Regions from separate parts of the Mus musculus genome. Here region 1 is linked to region 2. A link is a loop called in an ENCODE intact Hi-C map of the cell type or tissue named here. Cell type or tissue: left cerebral cortex. All regions are shown on one strand. Each heading gives the region's core, and the rest is flanking DNA. Links, peaks and the distances in the headings are about the cores only. Region 1 holds the start of Angel2 (angel homolog 2). Region 2 holds the start of Flvcr1 (feline leukemia virus subgroup C cellular receptor 1).

Region 1 (4,388 bases), core at 190-4,189, 98 kb after region 2:
CTCCACCTCCCCAGTGCTATAACGGTTTACTTTCTGTCTTGAAATGTTTCTATACTGCAACCTGCACAGTGACGCTTATTCTTTGGATTGGCAGTTATTTATACCACATCTTTTTCTTGTAAGATAGTGAGCTTTTGAGGGTTCGAACCTCAGTATTCTCTGAAAGCCCAGTCTCCACCCAAGGGCCAAGCACACAGCTGGTACTCAGAAAATGCCATAGCACAGGAACCAGGAATGGAGTGGGCAGATCCCAACGGCTTATGTAACGACAGTGTGCTATTTCCCACGCGTGGTACGATATAGTTTCAAAGGTTATACAAACCACTGGAATCTTAATAACTAAGTCCTCAAAGTTTATAGGAGAAAAACATAATCCGTACATCCAATTTAAGATTCGGTGGATACTACTTGGGGTGACATTATTAGAGGCTGCATGTACTGTGGCGCTTTAAAATTTCAAGTGAGTTATTTTTTTACTTTTGGAGGCGGAGTGTCACGCTCGCTGCCTAATCCAGGCCAGCCTCAAATTCATGGTTATCCTCCCGCCTCGGCCTCCGGGGTGTGGAAAGTGCAGGCGTGAGCCATCACGCCAGGCTCTCAAAGAGTGGATTGAAAGAAAAATACCCAGGACGGAGCAAGAACTTGAGTGGCGGTGAAAGTTGGCCTCCGCGTGACCGACGCTGCCCAGCCACCCCGGGGCGCGCAGCCTCCCTCCGGGCGGGGCCCTGCGCGCGGGCGGCGGCGGCGAGCGTGGAGGCCGCGCGAGGCCCGCAGGATCCCGGAGGCCGCGGCCACCGCTGCTGCCCGCCCGCGCGTTACCTCTCCCCGGGCGCCGCCTGGCGCGTCCCCGCCGCGGACCCTCTTCCTCCGCCTTCCTCCCGCGCCCCGCCGCCCCGCCCCTCCCCTCCCCGCCCGCCCCTCCAGGTCCCTCCCTCTGTCCATCCCGCCGGCCGCTCGCCACTGACCGGCCTCGCCCCGCCACACAGCGGCCGTAGCCCCTCCTCACACAGCGCCACGTCTCCATCTTGGCTCTCTGTGAGCGCCCAACGCCCGGGCCCGCGGCTGCACCTCAGCTTCGGCCGCTCGCCGGGTCCTACCGGATCCCCATCACTCGGCTCCCGGCCGGCCGCTAGGCATGCTGGGAGGAGCGTCTCGCCGCAGGCCCGGTCACCATCTTGCCTTCTGGGGCAGTTCCTTTAAGCAGTGCGACTCCGGGCATGCGCAGAGCGTGCGCGGACAGCCATTTCCTGGTAGGGCGGAAGGCTAGCGCTTGACGGCTTTCTTAAGACATAGGAAGGAGCAGGAGCTGCGTGAGACCTAAAGTGTATTTACGTGGTTGCGTAGATCCAAAAGGTAGATTTCCACGTTGAGGAAATACTATTCTGTGGGTTCCCGTAGAACTTTATAATTGATTTTGTGCAAATCTCAGAGAACCCACTTGTACATTAATTAGTGCGTTGATGATCCGAGTCTGTCAGATCGAGCGTAGCTTTCTTGGAAAACATAAATGGAGAAGGGACAGCGAGAATAGCGAGGCAGAGGGCACTGGAAACCAGGGTCGCTGCTTGCTTAGTTTCTTTGGTAGAGCTGTGTAGCTGTGGGTAGTAATTTCTTGGGAAGTTTTGTTCTTTTCCTTGTGTTAATTTTGAGAGATACTTTATCCTTCGTGTATATCCTTCTCTTTATCTGCAGTTGTTATATTGTGTAAACATGTCAGGAATGCTGAATTAGCAAACTCTGAGGAAAGCTAGTCTCTGATTGCACACGCACACTCGTGAGTGTCCTTAGACAAAAGTCTTGTGCAGTCCAGGCATTCGTCAAACTTATCTCACATGCCTGTCTGAGCACTGTGGTCACCAGCAACGTACTGCCATACTTGGCTTCGGACCACATTTTCATCAACCAATATGAAGTCTTGTTTTATGCATGTTCCTTATTTAATTTATATTGTCACTTCATTAACGTTAAACTCTGTCCAACAGTCTTCTGATACATACCTAATTGAAGATAATTTAGTACACATATTTTCTCTATATTACATCATTAACTTTTGTCACCTCAGAATCTTGCAGCAGTATACTTGGGGGGCACTTTTAATAGAAAAATCAGTAAAACTGTGGGAAAGGGACACTAAGTAGTCGGTAGAAAGGTTAGTTTTTTACGGTCTGAAAACTCAAGAGGGCAGAGTGCCTTGTTTAACCTCAGGGACAAGCACACTAGGCAACTAAAATTTGCCTTTCTCCTTGTTGGAGAAAAACCAAAACACTGTGAGGATTGATTTGGACATTTTAGGTAGGTTTTAGGGAGTAGGCAGTTTACAAACGCAGTGTCCACAAATGGGGGCTGACTGCTTGAGGTTTATACTGTCCTATTTTCTAAGGGTGATCACAATGTTGTTGTTAGTTACATGTGGCCAGTAGTGTCCTATATGCCTTGTTCCATAATCACATTGTAAGTGACTTGTGAACAGTGTCCATGACTCCTGTTCAAATCTATTCAACCTAGTACTCTACTGACTACACAACATACGGCAAACAAAGATCATTGATAGGGTTATTAACTGGAGCAGACTTAAGGAAGACCTGTCAATCACCAGACTTTCTCCTCCAAGCACACCTTAGCTCCTCTGCTTGTTGTGCAAAGAAAAATGTAGTGTTTTGAAATAAGCAAATGGCATTAAGGTCCTTCCTTCCTTCCTTCCTTCCTTCCTTCTTTCCTTCCTTCCTTCCTCCCTCCCTCCCTCCCTCCCTCCCTTTCCTTTGTTTGAGACAGGGTTTCTCTGTGTAGCCCTGGCTGTCCTGGAACTCACTCTGTAGACCAGGCTGACCTGGAACTCAGAGATCCACCTGCCTCTACCTCCAGAGTGTTGGGATTAAAGGCGTGCACCACCAACTGTCAAGATGCATTCTTTCAATGAGTTTGAAGGTTTCTTGATGACGAAAGACACTTTGGGAGCTGTCTGCTCTAGAACTTTAGAGAGAGTAGTTACCTTATAGCAGCATGGTGATTATCCTAAGGGTTGGAGAACTCTTGTCTCTGTAACAAAACAAAACACCATTTTTGCATTCATGTTCCAGTTGAAAGTTCTCAGCTCACATTGTTCTGTCCCCTTAAATAGATCCTGCTTTAGTCACTCAATAAGTTAAGCAAGTCTGTTCACATATGCTGACATCTCAACATTCAGACAGCTGAGGCAGGAGCCTGTAGAGTTTGAGACCATCCTGGGCCACACCAAGAACCTGTCTTAAAGAAGGGTTGTCTGAGAGTCTGGAGAGATTGCTCAGCTGTTAAGAGCTGTCAAGTGCTCCAGGCTAACCTTTAAAAGGCCATGTAGCTGAGGGTAACCTTGAACTTCAGGATCTCCTGCCTGCCTTCCCAAATGCAGAAACTGTAAGTGTGTACCACCATGACGCACCTGTGCATAAGTGTCTAAAACCTTTGGAGTCCAGGACAACCTTGTCTACAACTGGCTTTTGGTTTTGCTCTGATTACTAAGTCCCCACTCAGAACATCTCCACAGTGTTCCCGTTTCATGGATCCTAATTCTTCTGACTTCCTAAGGCATCAGACACACTCGCGGTACAAATACACAAATGCAGGTAAAATACTCATGCACATGAAACAAAAGGAAATCATTGTTCGTTGCTTGGACTGGTTTTGAAAAAAATCTGTCCATATGCAACCCTGCCCGGCCTGAAGCTTACTATGTAGAGCAGGCTCCACTCCAACTCACAAGAGATCTGCTGCCTCTACAGGGATGAAGAATTGTGCCACCACATCCAGGTAAAATAAAACCTTAAAAGTTATTTTCAAAAGCCAGAGATATGGAGCTGGAGACATGGTTTAGCAGTTAAGAGCACTGGCTGCCCTGAGGTCTTGAGTTCAATTCCCAGCAACCAACAGTGGCTCACAAACATTTATGGTGAAATCTAGGGCCCTCTTCTGACATGCAGGTATACATGCAGATACTCATACATTAAATAGAAAAACTCTTTAAAAACAAAAAAGCCAGATATATTAATCAGAAATGAGCCATGAAAAAACATGCTCATGTTTGGTTAGCTCAGCGAGAAATTAGGAGGTTGGGACAGGGCTTTATGGCACAGTCTTGTCATGTCAGGACTCAGGAGACAGAAATAAGCACAAGGATTTCAAATTCCAGCCAACCTGAGCCAAATGGCCAGTCCAGGGTCAACCTAAACCACAGAGGAAATTCCTGAAGAAATTCACAAGCATAAATTAACAACAACAAAATTGAGATGAAGGCAGAGCTGCTTTGGAGAAAGAAAGCATTCTCTGCGATGCTGAGAACTACAGCAGGGCAGTGGTGACCCACTTCTTTAATCCTGGCACTTGGGAGGCAGATTCAGTTGGATCTCTGAGTTCAA
Region 2 (4,388 bases), core at 215-4,214:
AGAGTGGCTCTCTGGTATGCAAGAAGTCTTGGGTTTGCCTTCAACACTGCCTAACACTGAACCTGATGGCACATGCCTGCAATCTCAGTACTTGGGAGGCTGAGGCAGGAGGAGCAGGAGTTCAAGGTTATTCTCTGCTCCATAGTGAGCTCCTTAGTTTAAGGCCAGTCTAGGTTATTTGAGATTCCATATGGAAAACAAAACAAAAATAAGTAAAAGAAAAACAAGTAAACAAAAGTCTCCAATGCAATCCTGTTTTGTTGGCCAGGCTGCCAGGTTCCCTTTAAATCTGTGGGCCTGGATGATTCTTCTGCCTTCGCCTCCAAATAACTGGGACTACAGGCGTGTGCTCAGCTTGAGCATGTTTGTTTGTTTATTTGTTTGTTTAGGAGCCTTCACAGGCTCCACAGTCCATGAGACCATTAACATCTCTGAATACTTAAGATAAATTTTGTTGAGCATTAAAAACACAATTCATATTTTTATAAATTCACAAAATAAACGTTTTGAGCGCAGATTAAGTCCATTGGGTTCCTCATTTAGTTTTTTTTTTTTTTTCAGAGACTCAATAATCTAATTCAGTTACTCAATAATCTAAAACAACCTCCAAAGGAACATCTACAAAGCCGTGCTGGGAAGAACTTACAGGGTTTCCCTTCTTTTCTTAACATAGTGTGTTTGTTGGGGAGGGCACCTGTGTGATGGTCAGAGAACAACTCTGCGGGTGCTGAAGAACTGAACTCAGGTTTGCCGGGTTGTCAGAAAGAGACGTTACCCCCTGAACAGTCTCGCTCTATACGAGCCTCACTTTTCCTAAAGAAATGAATTAATTTACAAAATACTTTGTGGAGCTATTCACAGCATGGGGAACTCCCCAGCGGCTGTATCACCATAGACAATGCCTTGTCCCTCTGCACCCTCAAACTGTTAATAGTTCTCCTATCTCCCCATGACTAAAGGTTTATGGGCTTGGTCTTCTGCAGGTCCCCTGCAGCCACTGTGAGCTCATTAGCGCCAGAGTCATTCCAACACTCAGGAAGCAGAGATAGGTGGATTTCCATGAATTCGGGTCAACCTGCCTACAGAGTCCCGGGTGACACCCTGTCTAAAAAGGAGGATCAGAGGGAGAGAGAGTGAGTAAATCTTAAGTCCTGGCACCCCGTGTTTGCACGCACAGCTTCCCAAAGGGTAGCAGGCTGACTTTGTCTAAGGCCCAGTAGGACCCTGATGCTTCCGGAGCTCTGCCCTCATCCGGTCCCGGGATGTGCAAGTACACGGTTAGCTTATGCACAGACTTTGGTTACTGGTGGGGTACAGGAGGCAGGCAGGGGCTGCACCTGTCCATTACCTCCTTCAGTCCTCTGCGTGGATGGAGCCGCTCAGCTCAATCAACGCAAAGGCCTGCTTCTGAGGAAGCCTCTTTCTTTGGGCGGACGGAAATGCTTTCTGGCGCTCTCCTTCCAAGATAACCTGAGGCTAAACGCTGCGGAGCGAGCGCAGAGAAAGGCCTGGCAGCTCCAGCAAACCACAGCGTAGAGAACGCCTGCCTTGGGCTCCTCTTACATCTTCACAAGCTTGACCCCGCCCCTCTTCTCGGCAACTCCCCGATTGGTTTTCTGGACTTCCGAAACGCTCAATGATTGGATGGAGGGTCGCACTACGCGATACGAGATGCCCTGGGGGCGGGGACTGCCGGCAAGAGCCAGGCGCGGTGAGCTCTGCTTCACTTAGTCAGCAAGCGGCGCAGGCGAGCGCGCTGAACCGGGTGGGACCTAGGAGCCGGCGAGGAGCACTAAGGGGCGGCGGGGCGGGGAGCCGGGAGGCATGGCGCGGCCCGATGACGAGGTGGGGCCGGCCGTGGCGCCCGGGCACCCGCTGGGGAAGGGATACCTTCCAGTGCCCAAGGGCGCCCCGGACGGGGAGGCGCGCTTGGTACCGCAAAACGGGCCTGAGGCGCTGAACGGAGGCCCCGGGCTCGGCCCGCTGATCGCGGGAGCCCAGGGCGGGCCGCAAGCCCTGATAGCGGCGGAGGAGGAGACCCAGGCCCGGCTGTTGCCCGCGGGCGACGGGGAGGACGTCCCATGCCCCGCGTGTCCCCCGCGCACAGCGCTGTCGCCGAGGCGCTTCGTGGTGCTGCTCATCTTCAGCCTTTACTCGCTGGTGAACGCCTTCCAGTGGATCCAGTACAGCAGCATCAGCAACGTGTTCGAGGACTTCTACGAGGTGTCGCCGCTGCACATCAACTGGCTGTCCATGGTGTACATGGTGGCCTACGTGCCCCTCATCTTCCCGGCCACCTGGCTGCTGGACACGCGAGGCCTGCGGCTCACGGCGCTGCTGGGCTCCGGCCTCAACTGCCTGGGAGCCTGGGTCAAGTGCGGCAGCGTGCAGCGGCACCTCTTCTGGGTCACCATGCTGGGGCAGATCCTGTGCTCCGTGGCCCAGGTCTTCATCCTGGGCTTGCCCTCCCCCGTCGCCTCGGTATGGTTTGGACCCAAGGAGGTGTCGACGGCTTGTGCCACAGCAGTGCTGGGCAATCAGGTAAAGACTGGAACGTCTAGATAACTGGGATCCTTTCAGGCTGGTAGGAAGTCATAGGCCGGGCTGGGGCAACGGTCTGTGGGTAAAGTGCATACTATAGAAGCGTGAAGACTGGGCTCCAGCACCACGAGAAAAGCCTGGCACGGTGGCTCCAGGGTGTATTCCCAGCCAGCACTGACAGGTGAGGAGGACAGCTCCTGAGAAAGGACACCGAGGTTGCCCTCTGGCCTACACACAGGCGCACACACGGGCACGCTTGGAAACTGGCGGTAAAAGAGATCTCAGGTGTTTTTGTCGCCACTGCAGAAGAAAGGTCTTGAGATCTGGAAAGTTTGTTTCCATGTTAAATGTCCTTGGAACAGCCCTGATTTAATTGTATTAGTATTAGTAGTCAGCCCAGCTTGGCACCTACTGGTCACGTATAAGTGAATGTTCAATAAATGCTCCGGTGATAAAGACTTGGCAGTATTACTGAGTCCAGCTATTAGTTCTTAACCGTGAGACAGTGGAAGGCAAATCACTGATCAAGAATGGTTAGTGGGATAAGTCAAGGCTTCCTTAAGAAATGATCTTGTTTTTTTCTACCATCATAAATTCAAATGCCACTAGAATAACAGAAATAATAGTAGGTAAAAGGTTTTTGTATGTGATTTATTTATTTAAAACGGTCTCTTCCACTGTGTAGGGCAGGCTGGTCTGGAAATCACAGTGTCCCCCTGGCTGGCCTCAAACTTGACAATCTTGCTTCAGGCTCCCAAACACCACCATGAGTCACCACAATATTATGTTTGCATTTGTTAATTTTAGGCTTGTTATTGTAACTTAAAATTTTGCTAGAGGGCACTTGTGACACCTGATGTTTTTGTCACCACTGTAAATGTCACATTTTAAAAGATGCTTAGTATTCATTCAGTTGAAGGAAATCTAGTTTAAAAAAAAAATCTATAATCCTTTCTATACATATATTGTTACCTGCCGCCATGTAACTAGAAAATGTTACTTTCTTACTTCAAGTCTCACTTGGGTCAAGATCATGGTTTAAAATACCCCAAGAGACTAAATATGTGTGCCTATTTTATTAGTTACTTTCTTTTTCTAAGTCACTTAATTGCTATGTATCAAAAACAATTTATTACTGATACATTGATTGGTTGTTTCTTTTTTTTTTTTTAAGATTTATTTATTATTATATGTAAGTACACTGTAGCTGTCTTCAGACACACCAGAAGAGGGAGTCAGATCTTGTTACGGATGGTTATGAGCCACCATGTGGTTGCTGGGATTTGAACTCTGGACCTTCGGAAGAGCAGTCGGGTGCTCTTACCCACTGAGCCATCTCACCAGCCCCCGGTTGTTTCTTTATGTTTAGATAGCAGATGTTTTTTAAAAGGTATTTTTTTGGTTCTGAATTGTTTTCGAGGTAAATGCTTCATTAAGCATAACAAAAATATCAACTCCATATTTATGAAGTATTAATTTTATGGATAATAAGTGGAAATATTTACTTATAGGTGGACTTCGCTCTTCTCAGCACATATCTGGAGCTTCCTATATTCACTTGAGGTAGTCTCACTCCTTTCTTGACCTCTATAACTGTACAGTTGTTCAATATCACCAAAACACATTTTCAGCTTCATTTATGGAATGATCATGCATAATAATATTCAGCAGCAGCACGCAGTCACTAAGCTTGTGATTTGTGTGCATGTATCATTTAACTTGGTATTATAAGTTTAGAAACTATTATTTTCTGCATTCAATAAATAGGAAAATTGAGACTTTAAGGAATGAAGTAATTTTCCCAAAGTAATAATAGATCTTGTTCATGTAAGTGTGTCTGGTTCCTG

What was found. A loop is a pair of places that touch in the nucleus more often than their neighbours do. Peaks named below come from ENCODE experiments on the same cell type or tissue, not always from the same donor. Only the 100,000 strongest peaks of a DNase experiment are listed, where the experiment ranks them.
Region 1: a loop joins it to region 2, with 2.8 times the contacts of the local background. A loop is called at or near these places in 1 of 42 quality-filtered maps.

Annotation. Positions count from the first base shown.
Region 1 is chr1:190,925,336-190,929,723 of GRCm38, reverse strand. It overlaps Angel2 (angel homolog 2), which reads right to left and starts at 1,219. Exons shown (of 9, transcript NM_021421.4): 1 at 966-1,219. The coding sequence starts at 1,024. In left cerebral cortex, for the core only: no CTCF peak of the experiment used is centred there; DNase peaks (open chromatin) are centred at 280, 503, 1,187 and 1,812; H3K4me3 peaks cover 1,875 bases; H3K27ac peaks cover 1,614 bases.
Region 2 is chr1:191,023,530-191,027,917 of GRCm38, reverse strand. Flvcr1 (feline leukemia virus subgroup C cellular receptor 1) reads left to right here and starts at 1,728. Exons shown (of 10, transcript NM_001081259.1): 1 at 1,728-2,541. The coding sequence starts at 1,825. It overlaps A230020J21Rik (RIKEN cDNA A230020J21 gene), which reads right to left and starts at 2,567. Exons shown (of 2, transcript NR_027298.1): 1 at 1,349-2,567. In left cerebral cortex, for the core only: a CTCF peak has its summit at 1,715; DNase peaks (open chromatin) are centred at 1,647, 2,129 and 3,240; H3K4me3 peaks cover 2,489 bases; H3K27ac peaks cover 1,748 bases.